Regions from separate parts of the Homo sapiens genome. Here all the other regions are linked to region 1. Evidence: read pairs that join two places in POLR2A ChIA-PET (ENCODE). Cell type or tissue: GM12878. All regions are shown on one strand. Region 1 overlaps SLC35D4 (solute carrier family 35 member D4). Region 2 has its middle 43 kb from the start of CABLES1. Region 3 overlaps RIOK3 (RIO kinase 3). Region 4 overlaps ANKRD29 (ankyrin repeat domain 29).

Region 1 (8,000 bases):
ATAGGAATTTAATAAATTCTTTATATTTTAAGGAGCTCAACCTGTTGTCCATCATGTTTTTGGAAATAATTTTTGCAATTTGTTCTTTGCCTTTTAATTTGTTTATAATTATTTTGATTATTTAAATATTTTTTATGTGGTCAAATATATTGATTGTTTCTTTCATGATTGCTTCCATTGCTTTTATGTTTTTTTCTTCTCCATCATAAAACCATTTAGATATTCACCTATATTTCATTAAAGCTTTATTCAAGTTTTAATCCTTGTCAGTTTAATTTAGTGTATGGTGCAATGTGAGGAAATTGTCCCTTCCCCAGTAGTTAACTAATTTATACTGGCCTCATTTATTCTATAATCCTTCCTTTTGCCTTATGCCCAAAGGCATAATCATCATTTAGATATTCACCTGTATTTCCTTAAAGCTTTATTCAAGCTTTAATTGTTGTCAGTTTAATTTAGTGTATGGTGCAATGTAAGGAAATTGTCCCTTCCCCAGTAGTTAACTAATTTATACTAGCCTCATTTATTGTATAATCCTTCCTTTGGCCTTATGTCCAAAGGTATAATAATCTGTATATGATTGTTAATATCATATACAGACTGTCCCAACTTAACGACGGTTGGACTTACAATTGTTTGACTGTACAATGGTGTGAAAGCAATATGCTTTCAGTAGAAACCATACTTCAGCTTTTGAGTTTTGCTCTTTCCCAGGCAGATATGCCCTACAATACTCTCTCCTGATGCTGGGCAGTAGCAGCAAGTGGTGAGCTGCAGCTCTCAGCCAGCCACACTAATATAAATGTTCTGAACATGTTTGTGGTAGGCGAGGCCAAGCTCTGGTGTTCAGTAGGTTATGTGTATTCAATGCTCTTTCAGTTATGACATTTTCAATGTATGATCAATTTGTTGGGATATAACCCCATTCTAAGTTGAAGAGCATCTGTATAAAGTCATTTTTTTGGCTGGGCACAGTGGCTCACACCTGTAATCTCAGCACTTTGGGAGGCCAAGGTGGGAGGATCTCTTGAGGCCAGGAGTTTGAGACCAGCTTGGCCAACATCATGAAACCCTGTCTCTACTAAAAATACAAAAATTAGCCAGGTGTGATGGTGAGCACCTGTAGTCCCTACTACTTGGGAGGCTGAAACACGCAAATTGCTTGAACCCAGGAAGTGGAGGTTGCAATGAACTGAGATCATGCCACTGCACTCCAATCTGGGCAACAGTGCGAGACTGTCCCAAAAATAAAAGATAAAAAATAATAAAGTCATTTTTCTAGGGTCTCTTTTTGGGTAAGTATTTGTCAATTTTGATGTTAAGGGACTAGTGCTGAATTGTTTTAATTATTAAACCATTTAAATATGTAGTAGAGCAAGCCATCCCTCATTCTTCTTTTAAAAAAATGTTTATTATATTATCACCACTTTGTTATTTCAGGTGAACTTTAAAATACTTTGTCAAGCTCCTCCCTAATATTTCATAGCAAACGTGTTTGTTTGTTTTTGTAGAGGCAGGCTCCCTCTCTGTCACCCAGGCTGGAGTACAGTGGCATGTACTCCATAGCTCTCTGCAGCTTTGAACTCCTGGCCTCAAGCGATCCTCCCAGGATTACAGGTGTGAGCCACTGTGCCCAGCCTCATAGCAAAAGTTTTAAAGTGTCTTCTGTGATTACGGGTATTTTAGTCAATAAAGCTGGGATACTGGTTTCTCTCTTACAGAGTAGCAAGCGTTTTTTTGGTTCTGGTTGTCTTTCCACATCTCTAAAGGTAGAGGGACTTAGCGAATGTGCATAGGAAAGGGTAATCTCTACGCTTGGATTGCCATTCTTTTCCCTGTCCTTGGTTGGATGAGACAGACTGAATGCACCTCCCCCATAGAATGTAAGATCTACAAAGGCAGGAATTTTGACTTACCCATTTTGTCACTGGAGTATTCCAAGTGCCTAGAACAATGCTTGGTGTCTGGTAGGGCAGAGTAACGTATTCTGCAGATGCCTGGGGTACATCAGTGAAGGAAACAGATCCCTGCCCTCATGGAGCTTGCTTTTTAAATTCCATCTGTTGCTTAAATTCACCTGCAGTGAATGGTTACCCTCCATTTAACTGCACAACTCAGAACCTGGGAGTGATTCTTGTTTCCTTTGTCTCCTTCATCTTCAACATCCAGTTAGCCACCAGGGCCTCCTAGACATCTTCAGCATCTGTCCACTTTCTTCATCCATCTTGCCCCTTTCTGGGCCATTGTCATCTCTCCAATTACTATAAAAACTCCTAACTTACTTCTTTACCCCTAGTCTTGCTTCTCTCAGTAACATTCCCTCCCTTGTAAAGAGAGGGAGCTTCCCCAAATGTAAATGCGACGTGTCACTCCCATGCCTGGAACCCTTCAGTGAGTCCCCAGTTTGAAGTCCCAGCTCCTTATGATTGACGTGGTCCTTCAGGATCAGCCCCTTCTCTCTAGGGTCAGCCCTTGCTGCCCCCTCTCCAGTGCTCCGGTGCTGGGGTCCAGACCAAATGAACTTCTCCAAGAAGCTTTGAATCAAGCCATTGTTGTTCTCACTTCTGGGCCTTTGTCCCTTCTGGGTCTTCTGCTTTGAACACACTTTGGGTTTTTGCTCAAATTTATTTTCTCTAGGAAGTCTTACCCACTCACTAGACTAGGTTAGTTGCCCTCAGTAGAGTGGCTTATAGTACCTGGTACACTTCCTTTTAGGGCTTCACACAGTTTCTTGTAATTATTGATTAATTACCTTACTTTCACTAGACCGGGGTTTCTCAACCTTGGAATGACATTCCAGCCACTGACATATTGAGTTGGATAATTCTTTGCAGCGGGGACTGCCCTGCACATTGTAGGATGTTCAGCAGCATCCCTGGCTTCTACTGGCTAGATTCCAGTGGCATACCTTCCGCTCCTCTCCCCCGGTTGTAACAACCAAACATTTCTCTAGACACTGCCAAATGCCCCCTGGAGGGGAAGATTGCCTGGTTGAGAATCACTGTACTGGACCAAACTGTTTGAAGGCAGGACCCACATTTGGTGTGTTCTGCTTGGCTGGGTCAGTGAAACTTCACACAGGATATGTGCAAACTGGGTGTTATAGGCTGAGCAGGTGTTCACTACAGACAAAGAGATGGGAAGAACATTATGGGGCAAGAGGATGGCACAACCAGACTCCTAGAAGTATGACATGGCCTGGCATGTTCCCAAGGCTGTGGGCCATCTGCTGTGGCTGGAATGTGGCTGCACATAGCAGACAGACAGGAGCTGACCGTGGAGAGGGGCGGGTGCAAGTCCCGAAGGACTTTATGTGTCACACCCAAGTGACTTGTCCTTTAGGCCAGAGTTCTCAACTGTAGTGTCGCAACACATGGGTGGGTTGTGGTCATAGTCACTTCTGAGGTGTGGTGTCTCAAGTCATTTATCATGAAAAACAGGGTTTTGACATTTATGAATGACTCAAGTAAAATGAAAAAGCAATTAGAGCAAGCAGCTGTCCCTCTCACTCATTTGGCATTCTGATGTGCTTTCTGCATTGGGGGGGGGAGGGGTGTTTGTGACCTGTGCTGCCCCTGCACTGTGCATGCTGGGGGCTGTGTGTCTCAGGTGAGCTTCATGACCCCGAATGTGTTGTTGACAGAAAAGAGGCTGAGGGTTGCTGCCTGTGGCAGCAGGAAGAATCATCTGTTTTTAAAACAAGCGAGTAGCTCAATTAAATTTGCATTTTAGGACAAACGCTTTGACTGCAAAGTAAAGAATGGATGGGGGGCAACCTTGGAGAGAGGGGGACCAGTTAAGGGACTAATGCTGTGAGCCAGGCATGAGATGATGAGAGCCTGAATTGAGACAGAGGCAGGAGGGTTGGTGGGGAAGACTTCAGATTTGAATGCTGTTATGGGGATAAATAAAATCAATAGGATATTGTGCTTAGACGAGGGAGGTGAAGGCCAAAGAGGTGAGGTGGAATGCCACCTAAGTTTCTGGTTTGGCTGATTGGGGATAGGGAGGATGATTTGAGGGAGAGGTTCGGGGTAATGATTTAGGCATGTTATCACTGGGAGCTTGGTAGGGAGGATGGGAGGGGGCTGAGGGTTGAAACGGTATCTATTGGGCACAAGGTATACTATTCAGTTGATGGACACTGGAAGCCCAAACCTCACCATTACTCACTATATCCATGTAACAAACCAGCATATATACCCCCAAATCTATGAATAAAAACAATAATAATAATCATTGAGAGCTTGTGGGAGATATTGTGGGAGATATTGTGGCAGTATCCAAGTGAGAACGGGGATTTGGGAATCATCAATGTAGAGGCAGTGGGAGAAGCAGTGGCTATGAGTGAGGCTGTTCAGGAAAAGTCTAGAATAAGAGGAGAAGAGGCCAGGCATGGTGGCTCAAGCCTATAATGCCAGCACTTTGGGAGGCCAAGGCAGGAGGATCATGAGGTCAGGAGATTGAGACCACCCTGGCTAACAGGGTAAAACCCTGTCTCTACTAAAAATACAAAAAAATTAGCCAGGCATGGTGGCACGCACCTGTAATCCCAGCTACTCAGGAGGCAGAGGCAGGAGAATCGCTTGAACCTGGGATGCGGAGGTTGCAGTGAGCCGAGATTGCAACATTGCACTCCAGCCTGGGCGACGGAGCGAAACTCCGTCTCAAAAAAAAAAAAAAAAAAAAGAGGAGAAGAATGTCAATGTCAGTACTTGCTGGACAGCTGGACTCAAGGAAATAGTAGAGATTGAGAAGGAAAGGTCTGAGAAATGGGATAATTGGGAGAGAGTAGGAGAAAAGAGTAGTAAATAGAGTTGAACTTGTCTCTTTGTGTCAGTCAGCAGATCTGCTGGGGCTGGATGGTGTTGGAGACTGTAGCACTCTATGAAATTCACATTGCCCCTTGTCCTTTCCAGGTGGCAGACGCTCATTGGTGGACTTTTGCTTCATGTGTCCTGGAAACTGGGCTGGGTAGAGATCAACAGCAGTTCAAGGTATAACCTCTCTATGCTGGACTCATGCATGATTCACACTCTGCTTGCTTTTGATATTATATAATTTCATATGGTGTTACACTGGAAGCACAGAGGTTTATTTATTTACTTATTTATTTATTTTTGAGACAGAGTCTCACTGTCTCCCAGGCTAGGGTGCAGTGGCATGATCTTGGCTCGCTGCAACCTCTGCTTCCCAGGTTCAAGCAATTCTCATGCCTCAGCCTCCTAAGTAGCTGGGATTACAGGCGTACACCACCATGCCCGGCTAATTTTTGTATTTTTAGTAGAGACGGGGTTTCACCATGTTGGCCAGGCTGGTCTCGAACTCCTGACCTCAAGTGATCCACCTGCCTTGACCTCCCAAAATGCTAGGATTACAGGCGTGAGCCACCATGCCCAGCCAAAACAGAGGTTTGTTTGATTTGTTTGATCTCTTAGTTCCCTTCTAACCGTGAGGTTTAGTGATTTTATTTTCAGATAAAATTCAAATAGTATTTTCCTGGGTAATAATGCCACTAATATAGTATTAACTGATACATTGATGTAGTGTGGGGAAAAAAGTTAATTGAGATATATATTTTATAATGTCAAATTAATTTTGCTTTGTTTTAGATCATAGGATATGATGAATGAAATTATATTAGCTTAAAATTTTTTTTTAGTAAATTTCTTATTTTAAATTATTTCTGGCTGGGCATGGTGGCTCATGCCTGTAATCCCAGCACTTTGGGAAACCAAGGCAGGAAGATCACTTGAACCCAAGAGTTTGAGACCAGCCTGGACAACATAGGGAGACCCCACCTCTACAAAAATAATAAGAAAAATATTAGCCAGGTGTGGTGCATGCCTGTGTTTCCTGCTACTTGGGAGACTGAGGTGGGAGGATCACCTCAGCCTGGGAGGTCAAGGCTGCAGTTTGCTGTGATTGCACCACAGCACTCTAGCCTGAGACACAGCAGAGACCCTGCCTCAAAAAAAATTCCTACCTATAGAAAAGTTAGAATAATACAATGAACTCCCCTACCCATTACTCAGATTTCATTATTATTATTATTATTTTGAGATGGAGTTTCGCTCTTGTTGCCCAGGCTGGAGTGCAATGGCGCAATCTCAGGTCACTGCAACTTCTGCCTCCTGGGTTCAAGCAATTCTCCTGCCTCAGCCTCTTGAGTAGCTGGGATTACAGGCATGCGCCACCACGCCTGGCTAATTTTGTATTTTTAGTAGAGACGGGGTTTCTCCGTGTTGGTCAGGCTGGTCTTGAACTCCCGACCTCAGGTGATCCATCCACCTTGGCCTCCCAAAGTGCTGGGATTACAGGCATGAACCACTGTGCCCGGCGATTCCCTTATTTTACCATGCTTTCCCTATCATTTTGTCTTGATGTACTGTACATGTATATATGTATATATGTATATGCATACATACGTATATAAATATATAAACTTTTTTTCCCTGAACTTTTTGAAAGTAAGTTGTAGATTTGACAGGAAATGTCTCTTTTCTTTACTTCTGAATTCTTTAGGGTGTATTTCCTAAGAGCAAGGACATTTTCTTAGAGGACTGCAGTAAAATTATCAAAATCTGGAGATATTAACATTGATACAATACTGTTATCTCATTTAAAGACCGTATTTTGCCAGTTATCTCGATGGTATGCTTTGTAGCCCTCTACTCCAAAATTCTAGTACGAGGTCCAATCCAGATCACACATTACATTAGTTGTTATGATTCTATTAAAACAGCCTTTTAAATATGTTTAAAAGAAATTTAGGCCAGGCACAGTGCTCATGCCTGTTATCCCAGCACTTTGGGAGGCCGAGACAGGTGGATCACTTGAGGTCAGGAGTTCGAGACCAGCCTGACCAATATGGTGAAACCCTGTCTCTACTAAAAATACACAATTAGCTGGGCGTGGTGGCACATACCTGTAATCCCAGCTACTTGAAAGGCTGAGGCAGGAGAATCGCTTGAACCCAGGAGGCGGAGGTTGCAGTGAGCCAAGATTGCGCCACTGCACTCCAGCCTGGGTTGTAAGAGCGAAACTCCGTCTCAAAAAAGAAAAAAAAGAAAAAAAAGAAATTTTAAAGACCATGACATTATCTAGCCAAAACTATAATCTGAACTGGTTATCTACTCCTGCCTCACCTAGATATCCTCCTAACTCTTTGAGAACATCCTTCCTATCCTGAAATGATGCACAAAGTGAAAAGAAAACTAAGCTAAGGTTAATATGAATAAAGTAAACATCCCAGCTGAATGAGCAGGCTAAGTCATTCACCTTGTGATGACTCTGCCCAGTTTCTCCGTTAATCAGATTAACTGCTTAATTTTTTTTTTCTTTTTTTTGGTTTTTGAGACAGAGTCTCGCTCTGTCACCCAGGCTGGAGTGCAGTGGCGCGATCTCAGCTCACTGCAAGCTCCGTCTCCCGGGTTCATGCCATTCTCCTGCCTCAGCCTCCCGAGTAGCTGGGACTACAGGCGCGTGCCACCATGCCCAGCTAATTTTTTGTATTTTTTAGTAGAGACGGGGTTTAACCACGTTAGCCAGGATGGTCTCAATCTCCTGATTCCGTGATCCACCCGCTTCGGCCTCCCAAAGTGCTGGGATTACAGGCTTGAGCCACCGTACCCGGCCAACTGCTTAATTGTTAAGTCACTCCTTTGGCACTCTGGAGAAGATTTGAGAATATATTCAGCATAATATTAATACTTTTGGCTCCTCTACCGGGTGTGGTGGCTCATGCCTGTAATCCCAGCACTTAGGGAGGCCGAGGCAGGAAGATCACTTGAGGTGACCAGCCTGGCCAACATGGTGAAGCCCCATCTCTACTAAAAATACAAAAATGAGCCCAGCATGGCTACTTGGGAGGCTGAGGCAGGAGAATTGCTTGAGCCAGGGAGGCAGAGGTTGCAGTGAGCCGAGATCACGCCACTGCACTCCAGCCTGGGTGACAGAGTGAGACCCTGTCTCAAAAAATAATAATAATAATAATAATA
Region 2 (8,000 bases), 330 kb after region 1:
CATAGACAATCCTGTTTGTCTTTTCCCTTCTTTCTTTCTTATTTTTTTATTAGAGACAGATCTCACTATGTTGCCTGAGTTAGAGTGCAGTGGCTTCTGACTGGCACAATCACAGCGCACTGCAGCCTCGAACTCCTGGGCTCAAGGGATGCTCTTGCCTCAGCCTCCCAAGTAGCTGGGACCACAGGTGTGCACCACCAGACCGGCTGACAATCCTGTTTTCTCTATACTCCCACCTAGCTATCCTCAGCTCCTTTTCTGCTGCCACTAATTTTGAAGCAAATGATAGACATTGTATCATCAAATGCATGTACCTTTTGGATAAACTTTCTGATATCTTTTTGGTTTGTTTGTTTTTTTAGACAGAATGTTGCTCTCTCGCCCCCTCTGGAGTGCAGTGGCGCAATCTCCACCTTCCAGTGCTGCTCACTCACAACCTCTGCCTCTCAGACTCAAGCAATCCTCCCATCTCAGCCTCCAAAATAGCTGGGACTATAGGTGTGCACCACTACACCTGACTAATTTTGGTATTTTTCGTAGAGACGGGGTTTCGCCATGTTGCCCAGGCTGGTCTTGAACTGCTGGCCTCAAGCCCTCCTCCCGCCTCAGCCTCCCAAAGTGCTGGGATTACAGGCAGGAGCCACTGCGCCCAGCCGAACTTTCTGATATCTTTTTTAAATCAACAAAGGTTAAGGTGAAGCACTTAACCCTTCCTTACTTTCTTTACTTGCTTAACAGTCTAGACCCCTCCCTTCCATATCACCCACACCTGCCTCCTGGGTTGCCAGACTTGACTCCAGGGTTGGAGCCACCTTCCTTTTTTCCTTTACCTTCTGACAAAAATGCTAGGACAAGTTCAGGATTTACCAGATGCTCTGTGTTTTTGGCAGAAGGAGACTTTCAGCAGCTGTTTGGATCATGCAAGTTTTGTTACTATTCTGTGTTTCATCTGTGCTAGTTTGGTGATCTATATGAGGCAATTGGCATTCACATCTCTCTCGGGTGGAGCGAAATATAGTTTAACACCACCCGAATAGCACGTCTGTTTCCACCCCTCCTCGGGTTCCCTGGAAAGCTGTCTCCCAGGCTGGGAGCTCTGAGTCCATGATTTCACCAATCCTCCCGTTTCCTTGCCTGTCTTGCAGATTGGAAAAAAAGATATGTCCTTCTGCTGATGAACTGATGGGAGTTACAGTTCCCATCCCAGTACTTAAGGAAACCAAAGAGATGGCTTTTCAATTTTGTCTGTAGAACTATTTTGCAAATGAGGAGAAAATGTGTTGGGTCGGTTGATGGCTGAGTGCTAATATGCGCAGAAGATTGAAACACTGGGCTCTGCCGGATGGGTTCTTAAAGGATTAGCATGATCAAGTCGGGCGTCCTACTTTCTTCCTTCCTCCCCCTCCCTGGGGTGCCTTTGCTGGCTATTCGATTGCCTGCTGGTTAGAACTGACTGACCCTGCTGACTTTGGGGCAGCTCTCTGAAAACAAATTGATGAACCGTATCAACACTAAGCCTGACCCGAAGCGGTGCCAAGAGCCAAGCCATTGATGCCGAGGGTCCCTGGCTCTTCAGTTTACGCTGGGAGCCGTGACCTTGACCTGGATTGCAGTTTTTGAGCCAGTTCTCTCCATGAATCATAGCCCTTCTCTCTTTTTTCCTCCCAAATGTAACTCCCCTCTGGCTCTACCTCTAGATGGGTGTTTAAAAAGAGTGTAGACTTGAGTGAAGAAGAAACAGACTGGATGACCCCTGGATACTCAAGCTGCACATGGCTCCTGTGGAAAGAAGGAGATGTTCAATGCTCATAGGTAGCACCCCAAAGGAATGCTTAGATCCTTCTATTCAATTAGCAGGTGACCTGTTGTTTACAAACATCTCAGCAGAAGAGTCTTCTATCCAAATTCCACTCCTAAAAAGGGACATAATTTTCACTGCTTTATCTTCCTTTGTACTTGTAACATGAACCCCAGATTAGAAGGTGCAGTGGTAGGCTGGGCACAGTGTCTCACGCCTGTAATCCCAACACTCTGGGAGGCCGAGGCGGGCAGATCACCTGAGGTCGGGATCACGGCACTGCACTCTAGCCTGGAACATGAGAGCAAAACTCTGTCTCAAAAAAAAAGGGGGGGTGCTGGGCACCGTGGCTCACGCCTGTAATCCCAACACTCTGGGAGGCTGAGGCAGGTTGATCACAAGGTCAGGAGATCGAGGCCATTCGGGCTAACATGGTGAAACCCTGTCTCTACTAAAAATACAAAAAAATTAGCCAGGCATGGTGGCAGGCACCTGTAGTCCCAGCTACTCGGGAGGCTGAGGCAGGAGAATGGCGTGAACCCGGGAGGTGGAGCTTGCAGTGAGCCGAGATCACGCCACGGCACTCCAGCCTGGGCAACAGAGTGAGACTCCGTCTGAAAAAAAAAATAAATTAGCTGGGCATGGTGGTACACGCCTGTCGTCCCAGCTATTTGGGAGTAAGGAGGGAGGATTGCTTGAGCCCAGGAGTTTGAGAATGCAGTGAGCTATGATCGTGCCACTGCACTCCAGCCTAGGTGACAGAGTGAGACTCTGTCTCAAAATAAACACACACACACACACACACACACACACACACGAGAGGACCAATCCCACTCCAAATCATTGATGCCTACTACAAAAATACAAAAGGTCACAAGAAAACCAATGGGTAGGCCGGGTGCGGTGACTCATGCCTGTAATCCCAGCACTTTGAGAGGCCGACGGGGTCAGATCACCTGAGGTCAGGAGTTCGAGATCAGTCTGGCCAACATGGTGAAACCCTGTCTCTACTAAAAATACAAAAAATTAGCCAGATGTGATGGTAGGCGCCTGTAATCCCAGCTACTCGGGAGGCTGTGGCAGGAGAATCGCTTGAACCCAGGAGGCAGAGGTTGCAGTGAGCCGAGATTGCGCCATTGCACTCCAGCCTGGGTAACAAGAGAAAAACTCTGTCTCAAAAGAAAAAGAAAAAGAAAACCAATGGGTATCCCAAATAAATCAAAACAGATACCTAATCACAGCCTTCTGTGGAATTCATAACTCATCACTCACATAACAGGGATTTCCTTTTCTTTCTTTCTTTCTTTTTTGAGATGGAGTCTCACTCTGTCACCCAGGCTGGAGTGCAGTGACGCAATCTCAGCTCACTGCAACCTCCACTTCCCAGGTTCAAGTGATTCTCCTGCCTCAGCCTCCTGAGTAACTGGGATTACAGGCACCCGCCACTATGCCCAGCTAATTTTTGTATTTTTAGTAGAGATGAGGTTTCACCATGTTGGCCAGGCTGGTCTCAAACTCCTAACCTCAGGCGACCCACCCACCTCGGCCTCCCAAAGTGCTGGGATCACAAGTGTGAGCCACCGTGCCCAGCCAACATAACAGGGATTTCTAAGTGTGATGGTTAATTTTAGGTGTCAACTTGAATGAATTGAGAAATATCTAGAGAGGTGGTAAACCATCATTTTGGATGTGTTGGTGAGGTGTTTCCAGAGGAGACTGGATTGTGATTTGGTGAACTGAGCAGGGAAGATCTGCTCTCAGTGTGGGCAGGCAACGTTCAATCGACTGGTGGACCACAGAGAATAGAAAGACAGAGGGAAGGCAGAGTCTCATGCTCTCTCCTGGAGCTGGGACGGCCTTCTCCTCTTGCCCTTGGACAGCAGGACTCCAGGCTCCCTGGCCTTTGGACTCCGGGACTTACACCAGCATCCTCCTCCACCAGCCCCGAGTTCGCAGGGCTTTGGCCACGGACTGAGAGTTATACCATTGGCTTCCCCAGTTCTGAGGCTTCGAACTTGGGCAAAGCCACACTACCATCATCCCCGGGTCTCCAGCTTCCAGATGGCCTGTCATGGGACTTCTCAGCTTCCATAATCACATGAGCCAATTCCCCTCATAAATCCCCTCTCATGTCTCTATATATCCTATTGGATCCATCTATCTGGAGAACACTGACTCATCTAAAGCATCTTAAAAATAAGAATATATATATATATATATATATTTTAAAAAGGAATATATATGTGTACACACACACACACACACACACACACACACACACACATATATATATATTTTTTTTTTTTTTTGAGACAGGATCTTGCTCTGCCACCCAGGCTGGAGTGCAGTGGCGCCATTATGGCTCACTGCAGCCTTGACCTCCTGGGCTCAAGCAATACCCCTGCCTTGGCCTCCTGAGTAGCTGGGACTACAGGCACGTGCCACCAAAACTGGCTAAAAATATACACATATTCTTAAAAATGATTATTCAGCCATGACTTGCAATTTATAAAGAACAAGAACAAAGCTTATCTTTAAAATAATCATTTTATTAATCGTCCATTGCCACTCCTTTGGTCAGAGTTTCTCTAGGTGGTAGCTGCTTTTCTCACTCCTATTCTTTAATATAGCAAAAGAAGAAGCCTTCAAATGAAGTTAATATGAAACCAGAGACAGTGAAGAGAGAGAACCAGAGGTTGAGAAGAGGAAATACCAGCTTCTTTCGGGATGATGTTACTTCCTTTTTCAAGACAAAAAAAAAAAAAACAGTCTTTTCATGTTGGATTGTCAAGGCATAAATTGTAGTGTGGTTCCTAAATGTCTGACAATAGGGAAATCATTTAATAAATTATAGTACTGTCAAACAATGAAGTATCATGAGCCAATTAAAATGAATTTTTTAGGTTGGGTGCAGTGGCTCACGCCTGTAATCCCAGCACTTTGACAGGCTGAGGCAGGTGGATTGCTTGAGGTCAGGAGTTTGAGTCCAGCCTGGCCAACATGGTGAAACTCCGTCTCTACTAAAAATACAAAAGTTAGCTGGGTGTGGTGGTGCGTGCTTGTAATCCCAGCTACTCAAGAGGCTGAGGCAGGAGACTCTTTAACCTGGGAGGCGGAGGTTGCAGTGAGCTGAGATGGCACCAGGGCTCTCCAGCCTGGGCAACAGAGACTCTGTCTCAAAATAATAATAATAGTAATAATAATAATAAGTTTTTAATGGGCAACATTTTAGTGTGGAGAAATCCATAAGATAAAGTGATAAATGATAAAAATCAGAATATAAAACTATGTGTGATATGATTACAAGGTTGTTTTATACACACACACAAGATAGGCATTGCAGTATTAACAGAGGTTATCATCAGATGTTGAAGTTATGGCTTTAAAAACATGAATTATTATACTTTTTATTTTCCAAATATTTATATGGGCATTTATTATTTTTATAATAAAAGTTGGATATAAAATAATAAAGGGTTTTCATATTGTGGTTGAACTGTAAATGAGAGTTACTGAAGATTAGAGTTTCCAAAAATAAACATGTGGTTTTAATAGTCCTGTCTCATTGTGAATAGAAATACAATTTTTCGGCCGGGCGCGGTGGCTCACGCCTGGAATCCCAACACACTGGGAGGCTGAGGTGGGTGGATCACGAGGTCAGGAGTTCAAGACCAGTCCGGCCAACATGGTGAAAACCCGTCTCTACTAAAAATACAAAAATTAGCCGGTCGTTGTGGTGCGTGCCTATAATCCCAGCTACTTGGGAAGCTGAGACAGGAGAATTTCTTGAACCCGGGAGGGGGAGGTTGCAGTGAGCTGAGATCATGCCACTGCACTCCAGCTTGGGTGACAGAGCAAGACTCCGTCTTGGAAAAAAAAGAAGAAGAAGAAATACAGATTTTCTATGTTGTTTTCCCTTATCCTAGGTGCTTTTTAGCAGATTCCTATTGCACTAAGTGGTTCAGATCTTCTTAGCATGTACAGAATTTTTCAGGAGTTAGTGTTAAATGTTTTGGGCAAATGACTTTCAGACAACTGGGGCTCAGCCTAGCAAAGGAATCCTGCAGTACACTAAGAGTTTCCTTCTAATTTAAAGGAGATTCTTCTTTCTTTCTTTCTTTCTTTCTTTCTTTCTTTCTTTCTTTCTTTCTTTCTTTCTCTTTCTTTCTTTCCTTTCTTTCTTTCTCTTTCTTTCTTTCTTTCTTTCTTTCTTTCTTTCTTTCTTTCCTTCCTTCCTTCCTTCTTTCCTTCCTTCTTTCTTCCTTTCTTTCTTTCTCTTTCTTTCTTTCTTTCTCTTTCTTTCTTTCTTTCTTTCTTTCTTTCTTTCTTTCTTTCCTTCCTTCCTTCCTTCCTTCCTTCCTTCCTTCCTTCTTTCCTTCCTTCTTTCTTCCTTTCTTTCTTTCTCTTTCTTTCTTTCTTTCTCTTTCTTTCTTTCTTTCTTTCCTTCCTTCCTTCCTTCCTTCCTTCCTTCCTTCCTTCTTTCCTTCCTTCTTTCTTCCTTTCTTTCTTTCTTTCTTTCAGACAGAGTCTCGCTCTGTCGCCAGGCTGGAGTGCAGCGGCGCAATCTCGGCTCACTGCACGCTCCGTCTCCCAGGTTCAAGTGATTGTGCTCCCTCAGCCTCCCAAGTAGCTGGGACTACAGGCGCCCGCCACCACGCCCAGTTAATTTTTGTATTTTTAGTAGAGATGGGGTTTCACCATGTTGGCCAGGATGGTCTTGATCTCTTGATCTCGTGATCCACCTGGCTTGGCCTCCCAGAGTGCTGGGATTACAGGCGTGAGCTACTGTGCCCGGCCCCCCACCAACTCTTTTTTTTTTTTTTGAGATGGAGTTTTGCTCTCGTGTTCCATGCTGGAGTGCAGTGCCGTGATCTCGGCTCACTGCAACCTCTGCCTCCCAGGTTCAATCAATTCTCCTGTCTCAGCCTCCCAAGTAGCTGGGATTACCAGCATGCACCACGCATAGCTAATTTTGTATTTTTAGTAGAGACCGGTTTTCACCATGTTGGCCAGGCTGGTATCAAACTTCTGACCTCAGGTGATATGCCCGCCTCAGCCTTCCAAAGTATTGGGATTATAGGCGTGAGCCACCATGGCCGGCCAATTTCAATTTGTCGACTTGAAGTGTCTGCTAAACATAAGACTCAAACCAAGAAAATCCCCTAGGGAATAAATATGGCAAAAATAGGGTGAAGACGCATTTTTATGAACAGGTATTTGAATATTAAATGTTGAAAAGAAAGACTTATTCATTTGAGATAAACTAAAAACCACTTGAAATTTAAATATGGCACCTGGTTCTAATGTAGAGGTGTTAATTTCTTCCTTGAAAATTATTTTTAAAACTTAATTAGAAAAACAACAGAAAACTTAGATTCGTATTTCCCCCAAAGCTGGCCAGCCCTCATGGAGAAGAGCGGGGCATCTTTCACAGTCCCCATCAGCGAGGTTTACTGGGATGAGATGGATTAAGAGGAGGCCTGGGAGAACACCCGGGGCCACAGAGCCGCACCTCCAGGGCTGAAAGTCATGGAGCCTGCTCCCTTGGTGCTCTGTTTGCCACCACACCCATTCCGTGCCTTCCGGGGCTCCCATCAGCTCTCTCAGGGAACTACACTTCTCAAGTTCCTTGTCCTCTCTGGCTTGATATAGCATGGAAGCTACCGGAAGAGTGGTGTCTCTGTGAACAGCTCCGGCATCTGCCCAGTGATGCCGAATCCTGGGCTCCGTTCACTCTGTGTCTTCCAGCCTTAGTACTTCCTGCTGTTGCTATTCTCTGTTTGGCTTCTCCACTCATTCAGCTCTTATATAATAAATCCCCTTTGAGTTCCTCTTAAAATATCCAAATTGGTTTCTGCTTTTCTTTTCTTTCTTTTTTTTTTTTCTTTGAGACAGAGTCTCACTCTGACGCCCAGGCTGGAGTGTAGTGGCATGATCTGGGCTCACTGCAACCTCCACCTCCCGGGTTCAAGCGATTCTAATGCCTCAGACTCCCGAGTAGTTGGGATTACAGGCATGTGCCATCACGCCTGGCTAATTTTTGTATTTTTAGTAGAGACAGGGTTTCACCATGTTAGCCAGGCTGGTCTCAAACTCCTGGCCTCATGTGATCTGCCTGCCTCAGCCTCCTGAAGTGCTGGGATTACAGATGTGAGCCATTGCACCTGGCCTTTTTTTTTTTTTTTTTAATTTGAGACAGGGT
Region 3 (8,000 bases), 56 kb before region 1:
CTGGAGATGGAGTTTCCCTCTGTCACCTAGGCCGGAGTGCAGTGGCATGATCTCAGCTCACTGCAACCTCTGCCTCCCGGGTTCAAGCGATTCTCCTGTCTCAGCCTCCTGAGAAGCTGAGATTACAGAGAAGTGCCACCACACCCGGCTAATTTTTGTATTTTTAGTAGAGACAGGGTTTCGCCATGTTGCCCAGGCTGGTCTTGAACTCCTGACCTCAAGTGATCCACCCGCCTTGGTCTCCCAAAGTGCTGGGATTACAGGTTTGAGCCATCGTGCCTGGCCCCCAAATTGTTTTATATATACCTTTCATCCTTAGATTTAATATTTCTAATTTGTGATATTTCTCTGAAAATCAATCAAGTACACAGTTCTAGTGAAATATAAACTGAATTTTGCTTCATTAACTAAATTAAAATACGTCAAACATGGTTAAATCTTATATTCTGTCCTTTCAGATAATTTACATTTTATTGATAAATGTAGATTAGCCACACCATGAGTTATATCCTAACCATTTTACCTAAATGTAGAAAAGCTGAAAGTTGACTGGATAGTTAAAAAGCTGTTATATAGTTATCTCTTTCAGAAACCTATGATGCCTTTTCTTAGATATAAGTATGGAAAAAGAATTCTGTTCATTTTCATGATATATCAACAAAAATTACATGACTTATGTCGATTTCTGTCAGCCATTCTGAAACCAAATTTCCATTTGTTCTACCCACTAAAGAGCACACATTTTCCTTTAGAATCACGGCCACAGTCTGGAAACATAATTGAGAAAGGCTAACTCTGGGCCAATAAAATATTCAAGGAAAGACGCAACACAAAACAGGGAGGTGAATAAAGCAAGTATGTTGTAAAATCCTCCCTTGTAAACACATCTGTCCTTTCCTCCCATATTTGGAAGTGTTACCCAAGTTTTAAAAATTATCATCAAGACATTTTACACCACAAGTCACATAAAATTAGGTCTACTTCAGCCAGATAACCTATAGCTGTTAAAGAATTATATTATCCTGTTCATAAGATGAGAGGTAGTGACATTTTATTCTCTCAATGCTGAGCTAAAAATTCCACACATCTGGCACATGGGTTACAAGGGGGAAAAGCACAGAAGCACCATTGCCCACTCCTCAGGTTTTGGTATTTCAAGTCACCCATAACTTCATTTGCTATTGGCAGCTGACAATCACTGCTGTGTTAACACTGAAGCAGTGGGTATTAGTGCTATTCATCATATAGTAGTGGTGGGTCTCCATCATCTTTCAAAAATGAAGCAGCTTTCCTTCCATTCTTCTGAACGTGATCTTCATTCATTTTCTCCAAAGCTTCTATCTACAAAAATAATACATTGAATCCATTTGTCAAAATCCTACTTTTCACAGAAACCATATTTTAGATTGTGCTAGTAATTTTTTTCTTTTTTTGAGATGGAGTCTCACTCTGTCGTCCAGGCTGGAGTGCAGTGGTGCAATCTCGGCTCACTGCAACCTCTGCCTCCTGGGTTCAAGCAATTCTCCTGCCTCAGCCTCCCTAGTAGCTGGGACACATGTGCCACCACGCCAGCTAATTTTTGTATTTTTAGTAAAGACGGGTTTCACTATGTTGCCCAGGCTGGTCTCGAACTCCTGACCTCAGGTGTTCCACCCGCCTTGGCCTCTCAGAGTGCTAGGATTACAGGCGTGAGCCACCGTGTCCAGCCAGTTTTTTTATTTTTTATTTTTTAATGGAGTTTATGTTGCTCAGGCTGGTCTCAAACTCCTGGGCTCAAGAGATCCTCCCTCCTTGGCCTCCCAAAGTGTTGGGATAACAGATATAACAGGAGTGAGCTGCCATGCCTGGCTGAGCCAGTAATTTTTACTCGCTTAAAAACTAGGTTATTCCTAATGATTCTGCCTTTGAGTTGAAATTACTATGTGTGTGTGTGTGTGTGTGTGTGTGTGTGTGTGTGCGTGCATCCAAGTATACACAAATAGTCATACATACATGTATTTTTTTTAACTTGATTGCAAGGGTCAATATTTACTATCTTTATCCAGCTAGCAATTGGAATCATCTATGTTTTGAAATGTATTCTATAAAACATTCCAGAAACAGGAAAAAGAAAACTCTACCATTCATCAAACAACAGTATCACTTACTTACTGAGCAACTGTATTGTGCTGGAAGAATGAATTTACCATCTTTCTGTTATTTCTCTCTAGCCTTAGGCTAGGCCCAGCTTACCCAAACTCAAGTCATCCTGGGGATTTCTGGAACAGACTCAGTAATCACTCTCTGCTTTGGTATAATGTTGGGAATAATTAACTGCTATTTCACCTTTTAGATTTTGTTCAATTTTAAGAGACTTTCTCTGGAGGAAGCTTTTTCATGGTTCTCTAGATCTGATATTATAATAACCGGGTATTTCCAAAGATAGGCACTTCTAACTTTCTATGTTTAGTAAAGGGCAGGGACCACATGTTACTATTTTTTGTATCACTCAGAGTGTTCAACTTCCTCATTCATTAAATAGGGGAAATAGGAGTCTACTGGAAATGTACAGTTTGCCCATCTTAACCAAATGGTGCCCTCCGTGAAGAAATGTTTTGCTGTGTGTGTATTCTGAATTTTAAGTATAGAAAAAAACAGGCCGGGCACAGTGGCTCATGCCTGTAATCTCAGCACTTTGGGAGGCCAAGGTGGGTGGATCCCTTGAGGCCAGGAGTTCAAGACCGGCCTGGCCAACATGGCGAAACCCTGTCTCTACCAAAAATACAAAAATTAGCCAAGCATGGTGGCACACACCTGTAATCCCAGCTACTCAGGAGGCTGAGGCAGGAGAATCGCTTGAACCCAAGAGGCAGAGGTTGCAGTGAGCCAAGATCACGCCACTGCATTCCAGCCTGAGTGACAAACCAAGACTCCATCTCAAAAAAAAAAAGAAAAAAAGAAAAAACCAAAAACATCTTAAGAAAAGAAAAATCTCAAATTAATTTTGTTTTGGGGGAAAGGGAGGATAAAACTAGCTCTGGGTTTCAGTTATCTCCTCTATGCAGTTCTGCATGACCAGCAAGGTGAAAAACAGCTGTTTATCACATACCTCAGCTAAAAAATCAGCTTCATTATCTGCTGTGATGTTTAAGCCTGAAACAGCATTGAAGAGTTCTCGTTCACTAAGGGCTTCCTTGACTCCTCCTTTCTGGAAAAACTAGTAAGGAAATACAAGAAAGTCAGTAAGAAGTATTAGCAATGTTCTCTTATAAACTAAAAACAGGGAGCAGCACATTTATAAAAAGACTTGGATGCATGCACGTGTGCACACGCACACACACACACACACAGTAATTTCAACTCAAAGGCAGAATCATTAGGAATAACCTAGTTTTTAAGAGAGTAAAAATTACTGGCTCAGCCAGGCATGGCGGCTCACTCCTGTTATCCTTGTTATCCCAACACTTTGGGAGGCCAAGGAGGGAGGATCTCTTGAGCCACTACATTCCTTGCCTCATTTCTCAACCATCGATTTTCCTGCTTCCAAGCTGGACTATACTCAGGTTCTAGTTGCTTTTCATCCTCTCACACATCCATCCTGCCTTCTGGATTTAGCTCATACCACTGCACCTTCTATAGCTATAAAAATGAGTGCTATAAATAAAACCACTTGGCATTGCTTTGAATATGTAAAGGAAATACTTTCACTAAACCCCAGAAATTAAAAATTTCAAGCAGGCTCAGAGGTTATTTCCAATATGAAGTTACTCTATCCTTTAGAAAGATCATTGCTATCTGAATCTACTGCCAACAATTCATTTCCCTTAGAAATGCCAAACAAGTGTGACCCAACCCTGTGCTTACTAAATTTTACCATATATATATATATATATATATATATATATATATATATATATATATATATATGTTTTGTTTTTTTAAGAGACAGGGCCTAGCACTGTCATCCAGGCTGGAGTGCAGTGGCACAATCACAGCTCGCTATAATCTTGAACTTCTGGACTCAAACAATCCTCCTGCCTCAGCCTCCCTAGTAAAACAGCCTCCCAGTTAAAGCAGCTAGGACTACAGACATGTTCCACCACACCCAGCTACTTTTTAAATTTTTTTGTAGAGATAGGAGTCTCACTATGTTGCCCAGGCTGGTCTCAAACTCCTGGGCTCAAGCAATCCTCCCTCCCTGGCTTCCCAAAGTGTGAGATTGTAAGCGTGAATCACCATGCCCAGCCACCTAATCTTCTTACCATGCTTCACAGTGACAGTGATCAGACACTGTCCCACAATAGAGACTGTCCCTCTTTTAATGGTAATAATGGCAGCAAGCATACAGGCACACCAGCTTCTGTTTAAGCACTATGCACACATTAAATGTCTACTCGACTGCTTATATACAAGGAGCCAAAACACTCACTTATTCCCTTTAACATTTTTTTTTTTTTTTTTGGAGAAGGAGTCTTGCTCTGTCACCCAGGCTGGAGTGCAATGGCGCAACCTTGGCTCACTGCAACCTCCGATTCCCAGGCTCAAGTGATTCTCCTTCCTCAGCCTCCCAACTAGCTGGGATTACAGGCACACGCTACCGCACCCAACTAATTTTTTTGTATTTTTCGTACAGACAGCGTTTCACCATGTTGGCCGGGCTGGTCTTGAACTCCTGACCTCAGGTGATCCACCCACCTTGGCCTCCCAAAGTGCTGGGATTACAGGCATGAACCACTGCACCTGGCATATTTTTTTTTTTTTTTTTTTGAGACGGAGCCTCACTCTGTTGCCCAGGCTGGGTGGAGTGCAGTAGCACGTTCTTGGCTCACTGCAGCCTCTGCCTCCCAGGTTCAAGTGAGTCTCCTGCCTCAGCCTCCCAAGTAGCTGGGATTACAGGCGCCTGCCACCATGCCCGGCTAATTTTGCATTTTTAGTAGAGATGGGGTTTCACCATGTTGGCCAGGCTGGTCTTGAACCTCTGACATCAAATGATCCACCCACCTCACCCTCCCAAAGTGCTGGGATTACAGGCGTGAGCCACCATACCTGGCACCCCTTGAACATTTTACCCAACTGTAAGACATGGAATCAAATTCTTGCAAAATGAAATATGACAAATTGATCTTTATATCCTTGTCCTGAAAGCAGCCCGTATCCCTTCCTTCAATTTCTAAGAATATGGTCCTCTTACTTATCTTAGGAGTGAGAAAAATACCTGCAGCTGTTACATCCAACAAAAAAAGGCATATTGGTTTACACGTCTACCTGCGAGACATTCCTGCAGTCCCGGAACAAGAACTCCAGGCCGTGAGGGTGGGTAGGTTCTACTGACTGACTGACATCGATCAACCAGACCTATTTCAATACAGAACATGAACTGATGTATTTACATTTTAAATTTTACTTACAGTAATTAAATCTGAATGTTAACAAAATGTGCTCCTCACCTTTCCAGCATGCCACAGCATGTTATACTCACTGAGGTCAGCATGGACAAGCGTACATTCATGATATAACTGCCGCATCAACTGTGAAGAGGGAAGGCACACATTAGGAAATGAATAATTAAGTGGTATTATTGATGATGACACCCCTGAAAGTTTTTTATTTTTTATTTTTTTGGAGACAGAGTCTCACTCTGTCGCCCAGGCTGGAGTGCAGTGGTGTGATCTCAGCTCACTGCAAGCTCCGCCTCCCTGGTTCACACCATTCTCCTGCCTCAGCCTCCCAAGTAGCTCGGACTACAGGCACCCACCACCACTCCTGGCTAATTTTTTGTAATTTTTTTTAGTAGAGATGGGGTTTCACCATGTTAGTTAGGATGGTCTCAATCTCCTGACCTCGTGACCTGCCCACCTCGGCCTCCCAGAGTGCTGGGATTACAGGCGTGAGCACTGCGCCCAGCCCCCCTCAAAGTCTTACAGTAGAAATCAACATTAATGCATTTGTTTTCCAGCCTTAATAGAATTAAATAGAAAAGTTTCATCACTATTTAATCTCTTCCCCAGCCACCCCACCTCCCAAAGAGGCCAGAAAAACATACTTGATTTTCCTTTCAATGTTTACCTTTGGAGGCAGAGAAAGGTGGATCACCTTTCTAGCTATATCTTTAAAAATTAATTTGGATTAAAATTTCCATATCTAGATCAATGGCTGCATTACATGACAGCTTCATGTGGAGATTGCATAAAGTAGCACATTAAGTTTCTCCAGTGTTCAATTAAAACACAGAGGGATAATGGCAGTATTAGGAGCATTGTCTCAACCTGGAAGGCCCTCAGATTGAATTCAGTTGCTATTTCAAAGCATGTAGTTTCCTTGAGATTCCCAACATGCCTTCCAACTTAACACCTGCACTCCCTACTGTTTTCAATTTTCATCATCACTCTCTTATGATGAGACCAGACCTGCTTCCTTTCCTTCACTGTTAAAGCTGTAACATTCAATGGCTGGGTGTGGTGGCTCACACCAGTAATCCCAGCACTTTGGGATGCTGAGGCAAGAGGATCACTTGAGCCCAGGAGTTCGAGACCAGCCTGGGCAACATAGTGAGACCCTGTCTCTTATTTGAAAAAAAAAAAAAAAAAAAAAAGCCCCAAAAAACTATAACATTCATGAAAGCTCACAAACTAATGAGGCACTTTGCTAAATGTACTAACAGCAAATTTTATTTAATGAAGTTTGGTGAAAAATAGCTTCATGCACTGTGTCACTAATCCTAACAATGACGACTTCCCTGGTTAAGTCTGTAAGTTTTCTAAAACTATTTAAGACACACACATATTGATAGAAAAACAACTCTTCAGTGTTAACATTCTTTCACAAACTTCAACTTGTCTTTGTTATAGCACCTTGAAATAGCACTATCTAAGGAACTTGGGTTTTTTTGTTTGTTTTTTAAGACATAGGGTCTTGCTCTATTTCTTGCCCAGGCTGGGGTGCAGTGGCACAATCATAGCTCACTGCTGCCTTAAATTCCTGGGTGCAAGTGATCCTCCCACCTTAGACTCCCGAGTAGCTGGGACTACAGGTGTGTGCCCAGCTAATTTTTAATTTTTTTTTTTTTTTTTTGAGACAGAGTCTTACTCTGTCACCCAGGCTGGAGTGCAGTGGTGCAATCTTGGTTCACTGCAACCTCTACCTCCCTGGTTCAAGCAATTCCCCTGCCTCAGCATCCCGAGTAGCTGGGATTACAGGCACACGCCCAGCTAATTTTTTTGTATTTTTAGTAGAGACAGGGTTTCACCATGTTGCCCAGGCTGGTCTCAAACTCCTGGGCTCAAGTGATCCTACTGCCTGAGCCTCCCAAAGTTCTAGATTACAAGTGTGAGCCAACATGCCTGGCTTCTTTAAGGAAATTTTTTTAAAGTTTAGAGGAAATATTTTTTAAAGGTAGTGTGTGAATTCTTTTAAAAGCACAACTTACATGAAGAGTTTGATAGTAGGCTTCTTTCATTTCTTCACTATTGAGCTTTACTTCTTTTAATTTAGGGGCTGGAACTTGATCATGGCCAATAAAAGACATAACTAAAATGTGTTTCTTCAGTAGTACAACTGTTGGACAAGGAATTCCAGCTCTCTGCATTCTATACATAAAGAAATGATTCAGAATATACAGATCAGAAGGAGAGAAAATATGTCATTTATTCAATAAATATCTAATCAGGGCCTGCAATGAGCTGGCACTATGTTCTACCCTGGTGATGTGGGAATACAAAGACAGTAAAACACAGCCTCTGCCCATAGAGAGCTCAGGGACTGATGGAAATGACAGACAAGAGACAATTACAATTACGCACTGGCAGAGGTATGGGTAGGAGCTACAGGAGCACACAGCACCAAGGATGGCTTATTAGAAGAAGAGGTAGGGAACAGGAATTAGCCAGATAAAGACAGTGCAAGGGAATGCAGGGAGGTGTTCAAGAGCACAGTCCATTTGGGGAATGTATATCAATCAACATAGCTGGATCTGTGAGTAGGAGGAAGGGCAATGTGGGCTGAGGCTACAAAGACAGGCAAGC
Region 4 (8,000 bases), 210 kb before region 1:
GAGTTTGTTATTATCTTTGGGAAAACTCTCTTCCTAAATTCTATGTATGTGAGGAACATCTGCTGGTGAATTATGTGCCTGCGCCACCTCTAATGTGTTTATACTTTGCATGTCCATAGGACGGGGGCACCGCCCTGTTGGCTGCCAGTCAGTACGGGCACATGCAGGTGGTGGAGACCTTGCTGAAGCACGGAGCAAACATCCATGACCAACTTTATGTGAGTGCATTTCAGGGGGACATTAGGACATTTCTCATCACATACAAAATTGCAGTCTAAATTCAGATGCCAGAAATGCCAACTTCAAAAATACTTTAATGGACAGTAGGACTTGGGTCTGAGTCAAGAGAAAAATATATAGCGGACCAGATGGGCTTTTTTTATATAGAAACCACATATCTGGCCGGGCGCGGTGGTTCACGCCTCTAATCCCAGCACTTTGGGAGGCCGAGGTGGGTGGATCACAAGGTCAGGAGTTCGAGACCAGCCTGGCCAACATGGTGAAACCCCGGCTCTACTAAAAATACAAAACTTAGCCGGGGATGGTAGCGGGTGCCTGTAATCCCAGCTACTCAGGAGGCTGAGGCAGGAGAATCGCTTGAACCCAGGAGGTGAAGGTTGCGGTGAGCTGAGATCACACCATTGCACTCCAGCCTGGGTGACATAGTGAGACTCTGTCCCCCACCGACAAAAAATGAAACCATTTATCTTATTTACCCATCTTTGTTCTCCCTTTTAAATCTGTTGTGCAGATGAAACATTTCGTGTACCTATGCAATTAAGGCCTTCAAAAATCATGTGATACTTATTCGTACCATGACAAACTACAAAGCCCAGCATATGGACTTGCTGAAAACCAAAATATACAAAATTTTTCTAAATGCGCTCATTGGATATAAAAATATACTGTTGTAGTATTTGTGAGGAAGGGCACAAAGAGGAGAAATCTAAGGTATTTGGTAGAAAAGTGAGGTTGGATGGATGAAGACCTCTGTGAAATATACACATGCCATTGACCTGTGAAAGGCATCCACTGCTAGTGCGGGTCTGTTTGCAGCTAACTGTCAATTAGTACATCATCACCCAAGGGCCTTTCAATTGATTGTCGCTATAATGCCATAGGATTTATGGCAAACATTACTCCAGTTTTGTAAGCGAAAATAGAATATAGGGAGATGAATAGACTTGACAGTCTCATGGTGAAGAGTGGAAAAATTCCTACTTCCAATTATCTAGGAACCGTATTTTAGGCTGTCCTACAGGTAGGCATTTAACCCTTATGCCTGGGGCACTATACTTTCATAGACATGTAATGAGCTCTGTAGGTGTGAACTTTTCCATTTGAACACCCTTTCCAGAGTTTACATGGTTAACCCTGACAAATCACAGGCCTCTTTGAAATTCATAGCAGCTAGCCTCACCCTCTGCACTTCAAAATCTGTAACACACTTTGAGCCTGCAACATTACCAGTAGAATGATTGAATTACTTGATAATGATCTAAAGAGGCGATTCTCAACTCTGGCTGCCCATTAGAATTATCTGGGAAAGTTTAAAAAAATACTATTTTGAGGCCCACTCCAGACCAACAAAACTGGAGTCTCTGAAGGCACAGCTTGGGCAACAGGTAGTTCTCACATGTAGCCTAATCTAAGAAGCACAGGTCTAAAGGTTAGATATGTCTTTGGCTATATATAGGTAGAGTATATCTGAGAGTGTGTAATATATATATATATACACACACACACACACACACTGAATAGGAAAAGCCAAAGTGTTTGGTGAAAAGAAAAGCCCCTTCCCATAGTAATTTCCTCTCTGTTTTAAGGTGACTCAAGAAATTTCATGCATTATAACTTCCATTTTATATTAAGACCTTTACCTTTACCCAAACAATCTAAATATTTTCTTAAAAACGATTGAAATATGGATGGGCGGGGCAGAACCAAAACTTGGAATGCACAGTGAAAAATTCAATGCATGGGTAGTTCATCTTGGAAAATTCCTGAGAGTTAAAAAAAAATTAAAAAAAGAAAAAGAAAAAGAAAATTGCTGAGAGTTTTCAGCAGCTAAGGACATGGTAGACTTTCCGAAAATGTTATCCCCATATAAAACATCTGCTTGAAAATCTGTACAGGCTGATTAATTTCTTAATGATTGCCTGGAGGGCAGTTTGGCAGCTCTGCTGACGCCCACTGAAAATCCAGGACCCTCCACGTGACACACGTGGCTGGACTTGCAGGGAAACATGTCTTATATTTTTGCTTGAGGTTAGTGTTCCCAATGGGAGGTGTGGTAATTAGCTGGGTTTGCTAGGTGTTTTCCTCTAGGGTGTGCTCTGGTTTTCCACCGTGGTCTGAAAACAATGAAGCTCACCCTGCGCTGCGAATGTTGTCAGGCTGAAGGGAGCATCCGGGGATCATGCTCTCAGCTGATCCACACGTCTGCCGAAAGCACCGAGTGACATGTGTCCAAGAAAACAGAAATGCCCAGAAGGCATAGATACTCAGTTAAGACGAAAACTAAAGAGCACTGGAAAAGGGGCACTTGCTCTGGGCTTTATGCAGGAGTGCTTTTTTGTGTTTATAGGTGTTGTTGGTGTCTGCTGGGCTGGCAGAGAGCCACTTTGTGGAGATGGTTTCTAGGGCAGTTGTATTGAAAACATCTTTCAGGGTTCTTTTGTGTTTTGTCTTGTTTTGTCTTGTTTTGTTTTAGAGACAGGGTCATCTGGATATGGTGGCTCATGCCTGTAATCCTAGTGCTTTGGGAGGCAGAGGCAGGAGGATCGCTTGAGCCCAAGAGTTCGAGACCAGCCTGGGCAACATAGCAAGACCCTGTCTCTACTATAAATTTTTTTAAAAAATTAACTGGATGTGGTGATGCACGCCTGTAGTCCCAACAACTCAGGAGGCTGAGGTGGGAGGATCGCTTGAGCTGAGGAAGTTGACGCTGCATTGAGCTGTGGTCGTACCACTACACTCAAGGTCTGAGTGACAGAGGGAGACCCTGTCTCAAAAAAAAAAAAAAAGAAGAGAGAGAGAGACAAGGTCTTGCTATGTTTCCAGGGCTGGTCTTGAACTCCTGGGCTCAAGCAATCCCCCTGCCTCAGCCTCTTGAGTAGTTGGGACCACAGGTGTATGCCATCGTACCCAGCTGCATATTGTATCTTAATTCTTGCAGAACCCTCATGTTGGGGGAACAAGGATAAGGGGACAAGAAAGAGAAAAGGGTAGGAAAGATCTAATTAAAAGGACACCTTTTACTCTCAATTTTTTTTTCTTTTTTTTCTTTTTTTTTTTTTTTGAGACAGGGTCTCACTTTGTTCCCTAAGCCTGGAGTGCAATGGCCCAAACATGGCTCACTGTAACCTCAACTTCCCAGGCTCAAGTGATCCTCCTGCCTCAGTGCCCCCAAGTAGCTGGGACTATAAGCACATGCCACCTCGCCCAGCTAATTAAAAAAAAAAAGAATTTTTAGAAATTTAAAAATATATTAAAAATAAATTTTTTAAAAATGAGGTTTGGGGGATTTGTATATCTAACATTTGGCTCTTCATTGACAAAAAGGTGGAAACCTACAAAGAGATGGAGATGGAAAATTATATTAAATGTGTATATTTTAAATCTAATTTATTTTATTTTATTTATTTTGAGACAGAGTCTCACTCTGTTGCCCAGGCTGGAATGCAGTGATGCAATCTTGGCTCACTGTAACCTCCACCTCCTGGGTTCAAGAGATTCTTCTGCCTCAGCCTCCCGAGTACCTGGGATTACAGGTATGCAGCACCACACCTGGCTAATTTTTGTATTTTTATTTGTTTTTTGTTTTTTGATTTTTTGTTTTTTGAGGAGGAGTTTTGCTCTTTTGCCCAGGCTGGAATGAAGTGGCGCGATCTCAGCTCACTGCAACCTCTGCCTCCAGGTGCAAGCGATTCTCCTGCCTCAGCCTCCGGAGTAGCTGGGATTATAGGTGCCCGCCACCACGCCTGGCTAATTATTTTGTATTTTTAGTAGAGATGGGGTATCGCCCTGTTGGCCAGGCTGGTCTCGAACTCCGGATGTCAGGTGATCCACCTGCCTCGGCCTCCCAAAGTGCTAGGATTACAGGCGTGAGCCGCCGTGCCCAGCCTAATTTTTGTGTTTTTAGCAGAGACGGGATTTCACCATATTGGCCAGGCTGGTCTCTATCTCCTGGATTCACCTACCTAGGCCTCCCAAAGTGCTGTGATTACAGGCATGAGCCACTGCACCCGCCCTAATTTCTTTTAAAATAAGTGTGAAAGATAATGTTTTTAATGCTTTTAATTTGTTCTCTCTCAGGATGGAGCCACTGCCCTCTTCCTAGCTGCCCAAGGTGGTTACTTGGATGTTATTCGATTACTGCTGGCTTCAGGAGCAAAAGTCAACCAGCCAAGGCAGGTAATGTCCACTGTTGACATTTGCCCGAGCACATGGCGCATGGGGCAGGGAGGGCTGGGTGTCCGCTGGCAGCACATACCTGAGATAACCAGTAAGCTCAAGGCATCCTTTAAACCCTTCTGCTTCTGTGATGAAAAGTTAATCTTTGATTAGGGTATCTCCTGTTCTATGCTCTGAGCTGGCCTGAAAGCCTATGAAACCAAGCTGACATCACAGTTCAGTACTTTCAAAACTTAAGTATTTGATGTCTGAGGTCAAGTACACAAGTACACACTCTGCCACCTCCTGTGCAAACAAATTATGGCTGCACTGATCTAATGAGTGCAGGCTGGCCTGGGACATAGGTAAACAGATGTGGGCCAAGTAGCCTGGCCCCTGCTGATAATGCTGCCTTACTACCTGCCCACCACTTCTTCCACCAAGCCAAAGAGGAGCCCATGCCGTTGGAATCATTAGGAGGTTCTGCACCTTCATCTCTCACAATTGTTATGCTGTTGAGACTTCATTTACCAACAGCAAGCTAACAGCTAGCAATTCAATTAACTGAAAGTAAAAGAACAGAAATGTAGTCTGGGAGTGGTGGCTCATGCCTATAATCCCAGCACCCTGGGAGGCCGAGGCAGGAGGATCACTTGAGGCCAGGAGTTTGAGGCCAGCCTGGCCAACATGATGAAACCCCGTCTCTACTAAAAATACAAAAATTAGCCAGGCGCGGTGGCGCATGCCTGTAATCCCAGCTACTTGGGAGGCTGAGGCAGGAGAATCACTTGAACCTGGGAAGCAGAAGTTGCAATGAGCCGAGATCGCGCCTCTGCACTCCAGTCTTGGCAATAGAACAAGACTCTGTCTCAAAAAAAGAGTAATGATTTTTAAAAAGAAGAAAAAAGAACAGAAATGCAAGATTATACAGGCAGCACTTTATAAACAGTGAAGAACCTTCCAAATGTACAGTATTATAATTAGCTTCTCTTGTGTAGGTACTATTTTTGTCCAGATTAACTTTTTTTTTTTTTTTTTTTGAGACAGCGTCTTGCTCTGTCATCCAGGCTGGAGTGTGGTGGCATGATCTCGACCCATTGTAACCTTCGCCTCCTGGGTTCTTGTGCCTCAGCCTCCCAAATAGCTAGGATTACAGGTGCATGCCACCATGCCCAGCTAATTTTTGTATTTTTAGTAGAGATACATTTTGGTAGAGAGCCATGTTGCCCAGGCTGGTCTCGAACTCCTGGCCTCAAGTGATCCACACACCTTGGGCTCCCAAAGTGCTGGGGTTACAAGTGTGAGCCACCATGCCTGGCACCAGATTAATTTATTTTTAACAAAACATTTCGAATTAAGGAAACATTACTATAAAGGTAGTTTCCTAGGAAAAAGTCAAGCTGATTTCATACCCAGGCACATCTCCACTGTACTATGACCTGATACAGGAATGCCTCTCTGTGTTCACATAATGAATAGCTATGAGAACTTTAAGGTTGGTCTGAGCTCTTGGACACAGGTTTCTCTGGTCTTTAGAAGCCCAAGCACATAAGGAGCCTGAGAAAAATAAAGAGCCTTTGGGCAGAGTGGTTTGAAGTCAGGAAAGCAAAGTGGTTTTGAGGTCAGGAATCCCAAGTTCTCAATCCATCTCTGCCAATAATTTGAGCTGTGTGGTTTTGAACAAGTGAATCAACCTCTCTGGGCCTGACTTTCATCATTGAAAATTAGGAGGCTGAGCAGCATGAGCCTGATGATCTCTTCAAATGCCCACATTTTAAATAATTGTTTTATTCAACATTCAATCAATATTTCTTGAGTACTTACCATGTGCCAGACATTGTAATCAATGTAATGTATCAATGTAAGGTTATATTTTTAGAATTGTAAAGTTATTCTTAGGTGGCCCCAGGAATACTCCTGGGAAAGGAAGCAGTTTCAAAAAAACTTTTACTTTCGTCCTGCTAGAGTTGACTTTCGAGGACTGGAGTTTAATATTTTCGTATTGGTCCTTCTTATTTTGTTATTGTTGATTGATTCTGAATCAGATGATTCATTTTACTAAAATTAGTAAAAGGAATTGGTTATTTTTAGATTGCCTAAGTTTGATTTGGGGGCCATTATTGAAGATACCACTGTGAATTTAGAATGTGAGGTTATCAAGATTATCAAGTCTCTCTATTAGTACATCCTTCCAAAATAATTTCTGGCACTTTGAATTTTATTCTTTATATGCCTAAAGTACTGCTTGTAAAAAACCAAGTCGATATAAGAGATTATATTTCAAATGTTGCATGAGCCATGCCCACTTAAACCTAAAATGAGTCATGCCGTGATGTTGAAGCCAAGAAGTTAAAGAGTAAACCAACATTGCAGCAGTAGCCACAACACGCCATAGCTGTTTTTTCTTCCTCAAGAGTTAGGATAACCTGGTCAAAGTGGATGACCTAGTCTTTGAGTGCAGGGATCCACCCTCTGGTCAAGGAGCAAGTGCTACAACTTCTAAAGACTGCATCTAATGAAATTGTTTTGAATTATTTTGAGTTCAGCCCTAAAAGAATTGTTATTCAGGAAAAGGGTGTCTTATAAAATAAGAATTGCTTTGGGGAAAAAAGGCAATGGAATTTTTCCTTTTTACAGAGTACACTCACCCCATTGTGCCCTCAAATCATAATAATTTTTATTACCTACTGTGAGCTTATAATTAGAGGTTGTTATCTATCCAGGTCAGACTAGCTCAAGTTCCGTCTTCTCTGAAAGTGTAAACTCTGCATATTTATTATGTTCCAAGAAAACAGTGCCATGCCTGCACATGGCCTGCACATGGCCTACCTATATTCTATAGGTAGAGCATTTGGAAACCAATGTTTTATTCTGAAATCTCAGCTGACACATTGAGTCATTATTGGAAAATCCTTGAATTTACAAAATGAGGACAGGAATACCTGCCTGGTTTAATTTCCTAATACTTTTGGCTAAATCTGATTTGTAATTGTTGCACTGACATTCTATGAAGCCCTACCATTTTATTACGGTATCCTGTAACAGGATGTTGACAAAGTTACATTGAAATTACTCAGCTGACATTTGATATGAGCTTCAGGGAATCTGAACGGTAGTGGGATGACTTTTCTTTGTAACTCTATCACTGAGAACTAAATGAAGACCTTTTTAGTACTTTGGGATGAGGAATCATAATCCCAAATCTAGTCATAGCCAGACAGTAGGAAGACTATGTTCTTGATTTGAAACTTCAAAAAATATTTTCCTTCCATATTGTCCTAAGCCAAAAGGTCAAGAGTCACAGAGATCATTGAAATATAGATTTCACTCTAACAATTCATTTTCATTTCTTTCCACGTGTCCTCACCAAGTTGAGTTGCTATGAGTCAGACCTTTTTAATCACTAGCTGAGTGGCTATTTCTATTTTTCTATTAACCAAATGCCTCGACATATATTTTCCCAACTCCACTCACCCACCTTATTAAAACAATACTTTAATAGAATGCAAAGGTCTGATCCTGTTAACCCAGAGCTGAGGTTAGTCAGTTAACTCATCTCTATCTAGTCTTTTTCATGTGCTAAACAGTATTTCTTTGAAGGCTGG

What was found. Peaks named below come from ENCODE experiments on the same cell type or tissue, not always from the same donor. Only the 100,000 strongest peaks of a DNase experiment are listed, where the experiment ranks them.
Region 2: POLR2A ChIA-PET joins it to region 1 with 6 read pairs; 3 of 35 experiments call an interaction of 5 or more read pairs at or near these places.
Region 3: POLR2A ChIA-PET joins it to region 1 with 6 read pairs; 2 of 35 experiments call an interaction of 5 or more read pairs at or near these places.
Region 4: POLR2A ChIA-PET joins it to region 1 with 10 read pairs; 1 of 35 experiments calls an interaction of 5 or more read pairs at or near these places.

The regions. Positions count from the first base shown.
Region 1 is chr18:23,418,364-23,426,363 of GRCh38, reverse strand. SLC35D4 (solute carrier family 35 member D4) reads left to right here. Exons shown (of 15, transcript NM_032933.6): 3 at 4,920-4,997. Among named protein-coding and RNA genes, the nearest start is that of SLC35D4, 16 kb to the left of the region's middle. RefSeq lists an enhancer at 3,163-3,302. In GM12878, no CTCF peak of the experiment used is centred here; DNase peaks (open chromatin) are centred at 3,093 and 3,373; H3K4me3 peaks cover 963 bases; H3K27ac peaks cover 1,711 bases.
Region 2 is chr18:23,088,045-23,096,044 of GRCh38, reverse strand. No RefSeq gene overlaps it. Among named protein-coding and RNA genes, the nearest start is that of CABLES1, 43 kb to the left of the region's middle. In GM12878, no CTCF peak of the experiment used is centred here; a DNase peak (open chromatin) is centred at 4,494.
Region 3 is chr18:23,474,513-23,482,512 of GRCh38, reverse strand. RIOK3 (RIO kinase 3) reads right to left here. Exons shown (of 13, transcript NM_003831.5): 9 at 7,406-7,565; 10 at 5,427-5,507; 11 at 5,245-5,334; 12 at 3,089-3,196; 13 at 1-1,341. The coding sequence ends at 1,234. Among named protein-coding and RNA genes, the nearest start is that of RMC1, 25 kb to the left of the region's middle. In GM12878, no CTCF peak of the experiment used is centred here; no DNase peak of the experiment used is centred here; H3K4me3 peaks cover 753 bases; H3K27ac peaks cover 2,122 bases.
Region 4 is chr18:23,626,269-23,634,268 of GRCh38, reverse strand. ANKRD29 (ankyrin repeat domain 29) reads left to right here. Exons shown (of 10, transcript NM_173505.4): 5 at 120-218; 6 at 4,318-4,416. Among named protein-coding and RNA genes, the nearest start is that of ANKRD29, 33 kb to the left of the region's middle. In GM12878, a CTCF peak has its summit at 4,687 (motif pointing left); DNase peaks (open chromatin) are centred at 4,618 and 6,753.